Regions from separate parts of the Mus musculus genome. Here regions 1 and 2 are each linked to region 3. The links are chromatin loops, found by intact Hi-C in ENCODE. Cell type or tissue: heart. All regions are shown on one strand. Region 1 overlaps Ebf1 (early B cell factor 1). Region 2 overlaps Ebf1 (early B cell factor 1). Region 3 overlaps Ebf1 (early B cell factor 1).

Region 1 (2,500 bases), 120 kb after region 3:
GAAGCAATTCTTAGACCTACACCACCCTTCTCCCCTCAAATGTCTAATGGTCTATCCCAATGTAATAGTCAAACAACCTATTGACTTTTTTTCGTCTTCACTTCACTAACTGCTACTCATTCAAATATGAGAAGCTTCCCGACTCCTCAGACTCTGCTGGGTCCCTTGTATTAAGCCTTCTTAGCAACCTGTATTTCTCTTTCACAGCCCTTATCAACATTGCCAATTAAATCATCGAGATTATCATTGTTTCCTGCATATGAATTGGTATGTACACATAGCTGTGTACCTCGTCATGTTAGTGCTGGCCCCGGCTTTGCTCTCCTCTGCCCCTCTCTTATCTAATATAGTAGGCAGAGAGCCGGTAAATATTTGTTGACCAGATAAACGACCGAATGGAAAGCAAATGAGCAATCATTGATGGTCTGATGTTGTGAAAGAACTGAAGTGGGTGGAGTAAAAGTTGAGGATCCTTCCAGCCTGCACTAACAAACCACCTCTTACAAAGCTGGGCAGCTCATGCCTGTGAATGTGGCATCTAGGAGGTAGGAGCAGGAAGAGCAGGGAGTTCAAGGCCAGCTTTGACTATATAGCCTGGGCTCCGGGAGACCCTGTCTCCAAAGAACAAGAAACAAACAAAACAAACGATTGCCGCTATACCCACAATGTGCTTCCTCCATGGATAAGAGACCACGTAGAGTCCTGTTTCCTGGGCTGCGCTGGCCTCGGTTCAAGCAGCTGGTACCCCATTCTCTTGGGAGTTAAAATTAGTATCAGTAACCCACACACAGCCATACCCCCTCACACCCCATCCCACCCCCACCCCATGAAGAAGACTCTAATCATGCAAGGACCCAGGTGGGGCTTTCTGACAGATTTAAAGTTAGAAGGGAAGGTAGCAGACACCGGAAGGTAGCAGCCACCGGCTTCCGGAGGCACCAGGACTTCCTGCCTTTAAGCCGTGCTGGGTTCCTGTCCTGCCTTCCCCACCCTTCCCCCACGCATCAGCCTCAACAGAGTTGCTGCTCTCTCTGCCATTTGAACTCAAATCCTATCTCGGAAATTGATGGGTGATGCTGCCCTTGACAACACAGTGTCAGCTTAACTCAGTGTCCAGCTGGTTCTGTGCACATTATCATAATGCGCTGCCTGGGCGGGCGCTGCCTGGGCGGACTCTGCTCGATGCTTGCTCTTGCTTCGTGTCCTTCTCTGCCTTCTGACATACAGAGATTGCTTGTTTAAAAATAAAAATAGAGACAATATCTTAGGAGAGGTTTTGATTTTTAGAATTTCTCTAGAACAGAAACTCTACCTTAATGGCAAAATGAACCTAAAAAGCTTTCTTTCAACCAACAACAACAAAAAAAAAAGACAAACAACAAACAAAAACACAGGGTTTATTGGGAAAAAATAAAAATGAATATTTCCCAGGGCCTTACATGTTTCCTATTAAATTGAATGAATTATTATTTTTTATCTTTAAAGCCTTTCTAACAGCATGCTTCAAACTTAAGTCATAATTTTGCTACATTCCAGTACCATGTAGGCAATTACTTACTTGATTTTATCGAGTTGTGATTTTTATTTTAACCATCTAATACTTTCTCTAAGCTTGATCTTACCCTAAGCACTAATGTCCATGAGATCACCGTTTTGAAGTAACAGCTGTGGTTTTTTTCCCTAATGGATTAAGATAGGCATATAGCTATTGTAAGATATCTTAAGTCATGCATGGGGATATATACCTGTACCCTGCAACTCAGGGACAGAGGTAGATGGATTATGAGTTTGGAGCCAGCCTAGGCTGCTTAATGAGATCTTGGTGTGTGAGTTTGTATGTGTTCAGGTATGCATGCCCCTACATACGAATGGTCAAGCAGAATATCCATTGGGTATTTTTCTCTCACTTTCTGCCATATCCCCTTGAGACAGTCTCTCACTGAACTGAAAGCTTGACATTTTGACTATGCTAGCCTGTGAGTTTAACTCGGCAGAACTATCACCTCGGTGTTTGGGTCGCTACCCCGAAAAGCTGTGTCTGTAGTTCCTCACGAAGTCAGAGACATTCTCACAGAATCATCAGAGCTTGAAGGGCGATCCCAAACCTCCACTTAATGATGAGGGGACAAAGGGCCAGAGAATTCCTAGTCCATCCTCAAAGCCATGTATGAAAGCAAGAGAAAGCTCCATCTTAACAAATTTCCGTAAGTAAAACTGACAAAATAAAGAGAAAAATTAGAGATTGAAGAGATGGTACAGTGGTGTAGAGCACATACAGCTCTTGCAGAGGACTCAACTTCAGCTCTCTGCACTCACAGCTGGTAGCTCACAGCTGCCTGTAACTACACCTCCAGAGTAGCCTGAAGCTCTGGCCTCCTCAGGCACCCAAACTCACGTACCCACATACAGAAACACATGCATTAAAAAACATATAATTAAATCAAATGAATCTTTACTTCAGGCCTAACTGTTCCGACACACCACGTTATAAACAGGGGCT
Region 2 (2,500 bases), 260 kb after region 3:
CATCCGTAACAAAAATCTGATGCCATCTTCTGGAGTGTCTGAAAACAGCTACAGTGTACTCACATATAAAAAAATAAATAAATAAATCTTTTTTTAAAAAGAAAGAAAAGTAAGTTCATATTTAGATGGTAATTTGGTGAGGAAAGCCGTTGGGTATGTCTCAGGAAATAGCCTGCTGAGGAAAGCCTGCGAATCCAGATTCTCTATAATCAGATTATGGAAGGAAGGAAGGGAGGGAGGGAGGGAGGGAGGAAGGAAGGAAGGAAGGAAGGAAGGAAGGAAGGAAGGAAGGAAGGAAGGAAGGAATTAAGAAACAAAACAACAACAACAACAAAACCAACCAAATTTGGGAGCTAGGCTGACAAGATAAGCGAATAGCTGGCAAACATGACGTGAACTCGCTTTGTGGTATCAAACTCCAGGACTCGGCACCTGTTCTTTCTTTGCTTCCTTCACTGGGGTCACCAGTCGACTCCCAAGAGCAGGTTCGAAGAGGACCCGTGCTACAACAACAGAGGCTCTGCTAGCCAGGCATGTGAACCACAGGAAGCAATGAAGAGACCCGCCTCGAAGACATGGAATATGAAGCTACCTGAGTTTACCCTGTAACCTCCACATGCCTAGATCCATACCCACCACATACTACACATATGCACACATGCAGGAAAGAAGAAGGAAGATGAGAATTGCCCCTAAGCCTCCAGGGAACTTTTTCTGGGGGTGAGGGGGGGGGGTGGGAAAGAAGTACTACAAAAGGCAAGGGGGAAGACGGGCAAAGATGTCCTTTTAAAGATACTACAGGTGGCCTCAAAGCCTGAAGAGGATAAGCTCTGGGACAAAAAATCTGACTTCTCAAAAGCTCAACAAGCCATTACCTAGTCCATATTAGCCTCTAAGAGCTAAGCCCCTGGGGTGCCCTCTCACCCCCACCTCAGCAAAGTCAGGGAGAATTTAGACTGTTTTCAAATTGCTGCCCAGTGTTGAGAGAGGGGTCATCTAAAGCTAGAATAGAGTCCTTCTGCTACAGAAGAGAGCAGAAGGGTGCTTATATATTCGAGACAAGACATATGAATGTGGATATCTTATGTCTCTTCCTTGATCAACTTGCTAATTGCTGCAGTGATCTTTAACCTTTCTCTCAGAGATCCACACAGACTTCTCTCCTGAATGAAACTTGAGCTAACACAAAAGCCAAGGTGTGGCTGTTGTGTCTGTGTGACAGGCTGATGACCTTTGCTGGAAAGGTGCTTATCATGCCAGGCCATTGTCTTGCCTGGCCACTTCAATCTGCATTCACAGCTGCTCTCTCTCTCCCTCCCTATCTTTCCCCTGCCCAGCTGGGCTTCCTGTCACTCAAAGCTCAGCTGACTTCTTTGCATTCACCCCACCCAAGGAGGCATACACTGCCTCGCCTATCGGGATCCACAATTGTCCCTTAGCTAGAAAGATAGTTCAGGGGGAACAGAACTATAAAACGGGATCAGAAAGGAAGAGCTGTAGTGAGTGAAACGGTTTTATTCCAAAATCACATCTTTATGAGTCAAGGGCAGACTTGCATGAAAGGACATGCTAGAGAAGCCATGCTTTAAAAGATGAACATGGAACTGCAATGGTTTTAGGATTTTATTCAGAAAATTCTGGCAGACCTAGGGTATCCAAGCAAATGACAAGCAAACAGGGAGGGTTTGGGCAATGTCCCCCAACTTCAATGGCTTCCCTTCTTCCTCAAAGGAAAATCCTAAGGCCTTTGTGTGACTTGTGGGACCCAAGAAAGGAATACATGAGGCTTCCTCGCACTCTTTTACTTCCCCATTCATCTCCCTTGTTTCTCTCCAAGATACTCTTTTATGACCTACATCCTCCTAACAATATCTTCACAACCAACAAATGGTTACCCTAGTCTGTCTGCTTTCCAGTTACTTTAACTGGATGGCAGCCTCTGGCTCAGAGGGACCAATGAAACCATAGCCTTGTCTTTGGAGGAATATGAACTTGAGGCAGAAAGTCTGGCAAAACCACACAAAACTTTGGTGAGCGAGTTCCCTGTCTCAAGTAAGCTCAGGCAGCGATTCTGCTTTTACACTGTGGAAATTCTCAGTTGTCACTTAAGAGGCACTACCAAAATCTGCAACCCTGAACTGCTTCCCCTTGATGATAAGCCTCAATTTCTACCATTTTGCATAATTTTTTCAAGCTTATTGGTGAGAGAAAAAAAAAAGCCCTCCTCATTGGAAATAAACACAGTTTAGAGATTTTCTTTGTAGACAATCTCTTGAATACACACACACATTATCTCCCTGATAGGCAATAATGGCTCTTTAAGGCGCTGTCATGATCAATCGTAAAAATACATATTTAGAACACGTTAAAATGTGTGTATTATAAAAATGTTTTTAAATGAAAACTATTTACCCAAAAGACTATAATGGTTTTGAAGAGTATTTTGTAAATCCATACTTGAGACTTTAAGGGAAAATAAAAGATTTCTGACCTGGGAGAT
Region 3 (2,500 bases):
AAGGGTCATAGGCATGCCAAATGCTTGAGGTTTAAGGGAACAAATGAATGAATGAGTGAATGAATGAATGAATGAATGAATGCTGTCAAGAGGTAGGCCTTACGGAGTTCTAAGCCAATTCAGAGTGTGGTTATCTGTTTTTATTCTGTGGAGCTCTGGCATATGTCTGCCTCTTGCAGTTTAAGCATCATAGACATGGATGACGTGGAAGCGGGTTGTCTTGTCTGGCACCACATGCATCCTGAAGTCATCCTGAACCTTTTGCTCAGTGTTTCTCCTCTGCAACTGATACAGAATTGAAAAAATAGGGGATGGCCAAGCTGATCAGGTAGGAGTCTCCATGGAGACAGGACAGCAGCTTCTGTATGTTCTGGCTTACATGGGGTGGCCTTTCATGACCTTACCTTGGGCTGTATTTCAGGGTAGTGCCATAGCAGTGCCTCCCACAAATGAATGTGCTGGTGGTTATGGGACACCCTCTTAGGTCTGGCCATGGAGTTTCTGTTGGTCGAGGCATTTTGTAAGCGCCATTAACCTCATCGTGTCCAGTCATTGCAAAATTAGTGAAGACATGGAACGTACAATGGAAAGATGTATCCTTAAATGACCCGGTCCCAGATGTGTGTATATCTTCTGTGGACCTATGAAGTTTGCACAACGACTGAGTGCCTGTAACTTTCAATTCCAGACAGATGTGGTTTTGTCAACCAGGAAAAAGAAAAAAAAAACTATTATCCACACAAAGTTTATATATATATATATATACATATATATATATACATATATATATATATATATATATATATATATATATATATATATATATATATATATGTTCTCTAGTCACACGTCTCATCAGCAAGCCAGGGCACATAATTAATTGACCAGGAGGCACACTGGGATTAATTAGCAGTTGCATAGGAAGAGTTTAGCTCAGCCTTCCAGGGCAGAGGATGGTGTTCTAGAATGACCAGTTCCTGGATTCCCAATTCAGCCCCTATCATGGGGGGAATCTCACTGTTCACTGACAATAGGACTGGGGGCTCTTGCCACCAATGTGGGCCAGCACGTGCACACCTGGCTCATGCCAGCAGAGGGCAGCAGTACGCTGTGCGTGTTCAATTTGCATTCCAAATTAGCAGATCCCGGTGGGACCTACAAAGAAAGGAAGTGGGTGCCCCAGGCCTAGGCTAATTCTCTCTGGGTGTTAACACTGGCCCGAATAATAGCAAACCCGGGCCTTTTGCAGTCCATTGAGTGTTGCTCTTCTCTTCTGCCATAGAGAAATGAACACGCCACTAGGAGCTGCTATCACAGACAGGAAGTAACTTTAATTAAATATCGTGAACGTTGAAAAGTTTTTTACAGTTTGAATTTTTGAAAAAAAAAAAGGAGAAGAAAAGAAAAGAAAGAAAGAAATAAAAAAGAATGAAATATAACAATCTCTACAGTAGTTGAGTGCTCTAACAATTGGATTGTACAGTGTGTGTCTATTGAAAACGTTTGAAAAGAAGGTGAAAGATTTGCAGAATGAGTTCATGGAGCTGCATCCTACATTGTGAGGCCGGGCATGGCGTGGACATATCCAGTCATCCAGAGGCAGGGCTCTTCCCCCAAAACGGAAATCTGAATTGAATTCTCTACTCCATCTTCTTTTTAAAAGCCATATTCTGTATTTAGGGGGCTATATCTTAAAGGGACTTAAAAACAAGATTTTGTGTAGAAGAAAGTGGTTCCTAAAACCAAACTACTTCTCCATCGGCTAATCAAACAGAAGTAACAAAACACAATTGATACACATTTTCTTTTTAAAGGCTCTTTGGGCTTTCCAGTAAAGTTCTCATCACGTCACAGCACGTGGCTAACAGATTGGTGGCGTCTTTTGTCAGGGTCTGAGCCGGACACCTCACCGGCTTGCTGCTCGTTCCTTTGCAGACAGTTGTCTGGCTCACCAGACAAAATATGGCTTTAGACGTTAGACATCTTGAGGCCAGCGCTTACCACACGAATTCAGACAACCTTTCTGAGTACGGAGAAGCAATGCTAAACCTTGCTTATATTTTTTTCCAGTTTCTTTTTATTTTTATTATTATTATTATTATCATCAGTTGTCATTATTATTATTTCTCACCATGAAAAATCAGCTTTCCTCCCTCCCCTCCCCTACCAACCCCCCCAACTTCCCTCCCCTCCCCTCCCCAACCCATAAAAATCCGCACTCTGACAGTCTAGTGAAAACCGTTGAAATCCATCCGGGCATGCACAGTCGCAGCTTTGTTAATGTTCTCTTGCTCTACTAGAAAAAGTAACATTGTCTTAAAGTAACAAAACAGTTCTTTTGTGCTTTTCGATTTCTCTCTTTTTTTTTCTTCTTTTTCTTTTTTTTTTTTCTTAGAATGTTAGTGATGGCTGACAGTTGGGGGGGGTGCACAGTACAATGTACAGGTGAAATGGATATGATTTGCATTGTTAAGGCATCCAATCTGCTGGTTTATATTTA

The links. Peaks named below come from ENCODE experiments on the same cell type or tissue, not always from the same donor. Only the 100,000 strongest peaks of a DNase experiment are listed, where the experiment ranks them.
Region 1: a loop joins it to region 3, with 2.7 times the contacts of the local background. A loop is called at or near these places in 3 of 42 quality-filtered maps.
Region 2: a loop joins it to region 3, with 2.9 times the contacts of the local background. A loop is called at or near these places in 2 of 42 quality-filtered maps.

What each region holds. Positions count from the first base shown.
Region 1 is chr11:44,891,563-44,894,062 of GRCm38, reverse strand. The region is part of intron 8 of Ebf1 (early B cell factor 1); the gene reads right to left. Among named protein-coding and RNA genes, the nearest start is that of Gm51859, 200 kb to the left of the region's middle. In heart, no CTCF peak of the experiment used is centred here; a DNase peak (open chromatin) is centred at 1,002; H3K27ac peaks cover 680 bases.
Region 2 is chr11:44,745,717-44,748,216 of GRCm38, reverse strand. All of the region lies in intron 6 of Ebf1 (early B cell factor 1), which reads right to left. Among named protein-coding and RNA genes, the nearest start is that of Ebf1, 130 kb to the right of the region's middle. In heart, no CTCF peak of the experiment used is centred here; a DNase peak (open chromatin) is centred at 1,316; H3K27ac peaks cover 1,753 bases.
Region 3 is chr11:45,006,903-45,009,402 of GRCm38, reverse strand. Ebf1 (early B cell factor 1) reads right to left here. Exons shown (of 16, transcript NM_007897.3): 16 at 1,307-2,500. Among named protein-coding and RNA genes, the nearest start is that of Gm51859, 80 kb to the left of the region's middle. In heart, a CTCF peak has its summit at 1,092 (motif pointing right); DNase peaks (open chromatin) are centred at 462 and 1,102; H3K4me3 peaks cover 223 bases.